2 separate regions of the Homo sapiens genome follow, and region 1 is linked to region 2. The links are chromatin loops, found by intact Hi-C in ENCODE. Cell type or tissue: psoas muscle. All regions are shown on one strand.

Region 1 (2,500 bases), 84 kb after region 2:
ATCCTTAGAGTTTTCTTTAAGGGTCCTCCACCCTGAGGCTTACCCTGGCCACCCAAATGCTATGGCAAGAACCTAAATTCTTACCCCAATTCCACTTCCTCTTCAGATACCCAATGATAAAATGAGATATTAAAGGGAAGATCACTTTGCAACTGATCAAGTGCTACAAAAATTTCAGCCTGAGGCAGGACCGTTCAGGACAGTCTAACTGCCTTTGTTGTCCCTCTGAACAGTGGATATATTTTCAAAGCTTCTAGGATTTGGAGTCTGGACTATTGTAGTCAGAGTTCTTTAAAAGGAAGTGCTTCAGACTAGGTGCCAACCCATAAAAGAGTTTCTGCTGGACAGTGGGGAGTAAAAGGGTCTTCTTCCCTAAAGGTTACCTTGAAGGGTGGGAGTTTGGGCTGGGGGAAAGGCATATTTTCAATTCAAAAATAAATAATCTGTGCTCTTAGGAACAAGGTCCAGGAGCAGAATGCATGAGCTTTATGCATCGAGAGTGACTCTGGGAGGTGGAGGGATGGAGGTGGGATGGTGATCTTCACAGGGCATCGCTGTCAACTTTCTCTCTATCCTGTGTCTGACCTCCTTTGGACACCCTGGCCTCTGAGTTTTTCCCCAGCCTCTCCAACCGAAGTGCAACAGAAAGCTAGTGAAGCCACTGAGACTTTGAAACTTCTAGCACACATTGGTACTATTTGACCCTGGCCCAGGAACTCAGCTCCCTTCAACATGCACTTAACCCACAGTCTAATTACAGACTGAGGTATGTGCCGTGAAAGGCAAGGAGAATGTGTTACAGAGCTTATGTCAAGGAAACCTGACGTAGACAGGGAATTCAGATAAGGCTGCCCTAGGGAGGCGATGTTTAAGCTGGGACTGGAAGGTTGGTAGAAGTTAGTTAGGGAATGATGAGGGGAGGTACTAACAGAGCGATGAGGGAGTATGTGTAAAGGCTCTGAGGCAGGAGGAAAGTATGAAACGATGGAGGACCCGAAAGAAGACAGGAGTGGCAGGTGCTCAGGGAAGGATGAGAAGATGGTGTAAGATCAGGCTGGGAGGTAAGTGGGGCCCAGGAGACCATGTTGAGAGTTTGGGACCTGAAAGCAATTGGGAACAACTGGAGAGTGTTAGGCAGCACATGACAGAATCATAGACGAGTTTTTAGATGATGGCTCTGGGTTCTCTGAGGATGAGAAATTGCAGGGGCAAGGGTTGAAGCCGGAGGACCAAGTAGATGGTTCTTATAGCCGTCCAGGAAAGAGATAATGGGGGCGTAGACTACAGAGACAAGTGGTAGCCATAGAGATAAGAAAATGTGGAAGGATTCACAAGACTCATAGACTGTCATCCTTTGGTCCCTCTGTGAGTTACCTCTCTTCCTCTTCTAGGCTTCCTTAAAATGGAGCATAATTTGGGTCCACCTGGATAGAAACAGTCAAGAAGCACTGACTCCCGAAACGCCTTCAAGAAGCTCCTCCTACCACCCAAGGTGGCTCTGCGTCCCCAGGCTGCTTCAAGATGGCCCTGGAGTTACCCACCACCTACAGCTCTGCCTTCCTTTCCACCTTCTGGTAGAAAGCTCATTTTTATCTACAACCTGGGCCTCTCCACAGAAATCCAGGCTTGTATATCCAATGACGACCCAACATCTCCACGGGAGCATCTAACAGGCACCTCAGTGTGAATGTGTCCAAAACCAAACCCTACGTCTCCAGCTGTTCCTGCCTCACTGTGCCTCAACTCAAGTATTGCTCTGCCTGTAATCCAGTTCTCCAATCAAACACCAAAGAGTGGTTCTTGAGTCCTCGCCTTTTCTCATGCCCACGTGCAAACCCTCAGCAAAAGCAGGCAGTTGCACCAAATGTAACCCAAAGCCACCCATTTCTCACTAACTTCACTGTTCTTCCTCCCACCTCCCAAGAATTCAGGCCTTCATTATTTCTTACTTGGACAACTGCAGAAGCCTCCTCCCTGGACTTGCTACTTCTACTTTTGCCCCTATGTGGAGCAACCAGAGGGAGCCTTTAAAAAATATACATCTGATAAACCCTCCAGTGGCTTCCCATTAAATTAAAATTAAATACAAAGCCCTTGGTCTGCAAGGCCCTACGTAAGCTACGTCCCACCTGACTCTCCTTGGGTATCATCTCCTGCCATTCTCCCCTTCTCTTACTCCCTCTGCCACCCTGATCGTCCGCCTGTTCCTTGATAACGCCCACATGACCCCACCCCAGGGCCTTTGTACTTACTGTTCCCTCAGATATTGCCTGGCCACTACCTTACTTTGTTCATTTCACAGCTCAAAAGTCACCTGTTAGAGACCTTCCCTGCCTGTCCTAATAAAAATCGCATCCCCCGGCATTCTCTGTCTCCTCACCCTGCTTCATGTTCCTCATTGCCCTTTCCGCTATGGTGTATTTTATTCATATGTATATTTCTTTTATTGCCTGTTCCTTTCACTTGAATGCAGTCCCCACAAGGGCAGGGATATTTGTCT
Region 2 (2,500 bases):
GGGAGGCCAAGGTGGGCAGATCACTTGAGGTCAGAACTTCGAGACCAGCCTGGCCAAGGTGGTGAAACCCCATCTCCACTAAAACTACAAAAAAAGTTAGCTGGGCGTGGTGGTACGTGCCTGGAATCCCAGCTACTTGGGAGGCTGAGGCAAGAGAATTGCTTGACCTGGGAGGTGGCGGTTGCAGTGAGTTGAGATTGCACCACTGCCCTCAAGCCTGGGTGACACAGCAAGACTCTGTTTCAACAATAAAAATAAATTTAAATTTAAGAAATAACAGGCCGGGCAGGGTGACTTATGCCTGTAATCCCAGCACTTTGGGAGGCTGAGGCTGGCAGATCACCTGAGGTCAGGAGTTTGAGACCAGCCTGGCCAACATGATGAAACCCCATCTCTGCTAATAATACAAAAAAAAAAAAAAAAATAGCTGGGCATGATGGCACGCACCTGTAATCCCAGCTACTTGGGAGGCTGAGGCAGGAGAACTGCTTGAACCCGGTAGGCAGAAGTTGCAGTGAGTCGAGATCGCGCCACTGCACTCCAGCCTGGATGACAGAGCGAGACTCTGTCTCAAAAAACTAAAAATAAATAGCAGACAATTACAAATGCTATAAAGACTACAGATTGCAGGCACAACATATACACATTTTTAAAAATATTATAAAACGCCCACACCAAGAAGCAATTTAGGGTTCACACGTAAAAGTAACATTCTAATTTTGGGACTTTGAGCAAGACACTTAATTTCTTTGCCTCTGTTTTTCATCTATAAAATGGGAATATCACAGCACTAACCTCACTGGGCTGCCTGCAGATTAAATGAGCTAATCCATGGGCCTGCGTGGCATCTCATCAGGACTCAGTGAATGTTAGTTGTGTTTATTTTTATTGCTAAACTTCATGAGACCACAAAGCAGGAATCACTCCCGTTTTAGAGTAGAAGACATTGATCCTCCCAGAGGAGAAGGAATAAGCTTGGGAGCTCACAGCAAATGGACAAGCAGAATTTGGACCTACACTGGGGGATTCCGCTACCCCATGGGACCCTCTGCAGTGAAACGGAGGACTTCGTGGGAAAGACACCGGCCAGCCCAGGCAAGAAGGTTCCTCCCATTGGTCATCGTTCTGGCCCGAGCACTGAGCAACCCTGGCCTTGGCGCTCCAGCTGCTGTCAGCCCTTCTTGTCTCTGTATCAGGCCCCATCCTTGGCTGTGAGCCTGGTCTGGCTGGGCCTGGCTTGGCCCAGAATGTGCTGCCGACTCAGGCATCTCCCGGGAGAGGCTGTGAGCAGGGCCAGCAGACAGGCCCCTCAGCCTCCACTCTGGCTGTTCCCTGGGTCTTCCCTGGGAAGTGGGAGAGTGGAGGGGAACCAAAATCTCCCCTAGTGTGGGGCTCACCTCTTTGAGGGAACCACTGAGGTCCACAGCAAGGGAGTGGGGTATGATGTGTGCAAATGCATGAGACACACAGTGAGTGACAAAGTTGTAGCTGTGGGCCTCGGTGGCGGGGGGCCTCAGCTTCAGCTTTCTCATATGGAGAAATGCAGCAGCACGGCCCCTCCTGTGAGACTTTCCTATCTCATCCACTCCACAGGACATCAGGGAGAGTAGGAGCTGCTGTCTCTCCTCCCATCAGATCATTACTCTACCATTCCAATGTACTAACAGGCACCCTCTTCAGAATATTCTCAGTCCAAAACCTGATGAGCTCTGGATCACTGAGGAACCCAGGCAGCCGGGACAGAGAAAAGAAGATGGCTTTAACCCCAGCTCTGCCCCTGCCTTGCCAGCCGTGGGACTGCAGCAAGTCACTCATCCTTCGGAGCCTCAGCCTGCAGGCGCCCACACCCTGCAAGGGTGCTTTTCTGTGCCTCCATCACTGGCATATTATCAAATGCTTCGAACAAATGAACTGAGCAAACGTTTAAGATGGGCCTTCTGAGGTTATGATGAGGATGGAAATGAGTTAACCTCAGTGCATCTGTGGGTACATCGTAGGTGTTCAGAAGGGCACTCTGCCTTCCCAGCTCCCTCATAAGTAGCCCAGTAAAGGGCCGGGTAGGTAACTATTTCAATCAGCAAAGAAGCCACCCCAATCCTGGGCTCTCCAAAAAAAAACAACTTTCCTCCACTCACTCATCAGGTGGCCCACCCCACTGGGCCAGATAACTATTGGGGTTCCTTCCCAGCAGCAGGGTATGTTGCAGGCTGTCTGCTCGACTCTCCTCTCACACCGGCCTACTGCTGCCTGGGTTTCAGACTCCTGCAGTGACAGGGTGGCAGCCAGAGGTACGTAAAGCCTGCTTTACAGAACTACGGGAGGGCTGCAGGCAAGACAATGAGATCCGTCCACACTGGGCCACCACAAAGGCCACCACAAAGGAGGCACTTGAGTTACCCTGTGGGATCACGTCTGGCACTTACTGTGTGAGACACACACGCATTTAACCGCCACCCTGAGGGAGGTACTATTATTCTCCCCATTTTACAGATAGGGAAAG

What was found. A loop is a pair of places that touch in the nucleus more often than their neighbours do. Peaks named below come from ENCODE experiments on the same cell type or tissue, not always from the same donor. Only the 100,000 strongest peaks of a DNase experiment are listed, where the experiment ranks them.
Region 1: a loop joins it to region 2, with 2.3 times the contacts of the local background. A loop is called at or near these places in 17 of 110 quality-filtered maps.

The regions. Positions count from the first base shown.
Region 1 is chr20:51,545,960-51,548,459 of GRCh38, forward strand. It overlaps a transcript of NFATC2 not described here. Among named protein-coding and RNA genes, the nearest start is that of NFATC2, 4.5 kb to the left of the region's middle. In psoas muscle, no CTCF peak of the experiment used is centred here; no DNase peak of the experiment used is centred here.
Region 2 is chr20:51,461,874-51,464,373 of GRCh38, forward strand. The region is part of intron 5 of NFATC2 (nuclear factor of activated T cells 2); the gene reads right to left. Among named protein-coding and RNA genes, the nearest start is that of MIR3194, 10 kb to the left of the region's middle. RefSeq lists an enhancer at 729-1,689. In psoas muscle, no CTCF peak of the experiment used is centred here; a DNase peak (open chromatin) is centred at 1,208; H3K27ac peaks cover 398 bases.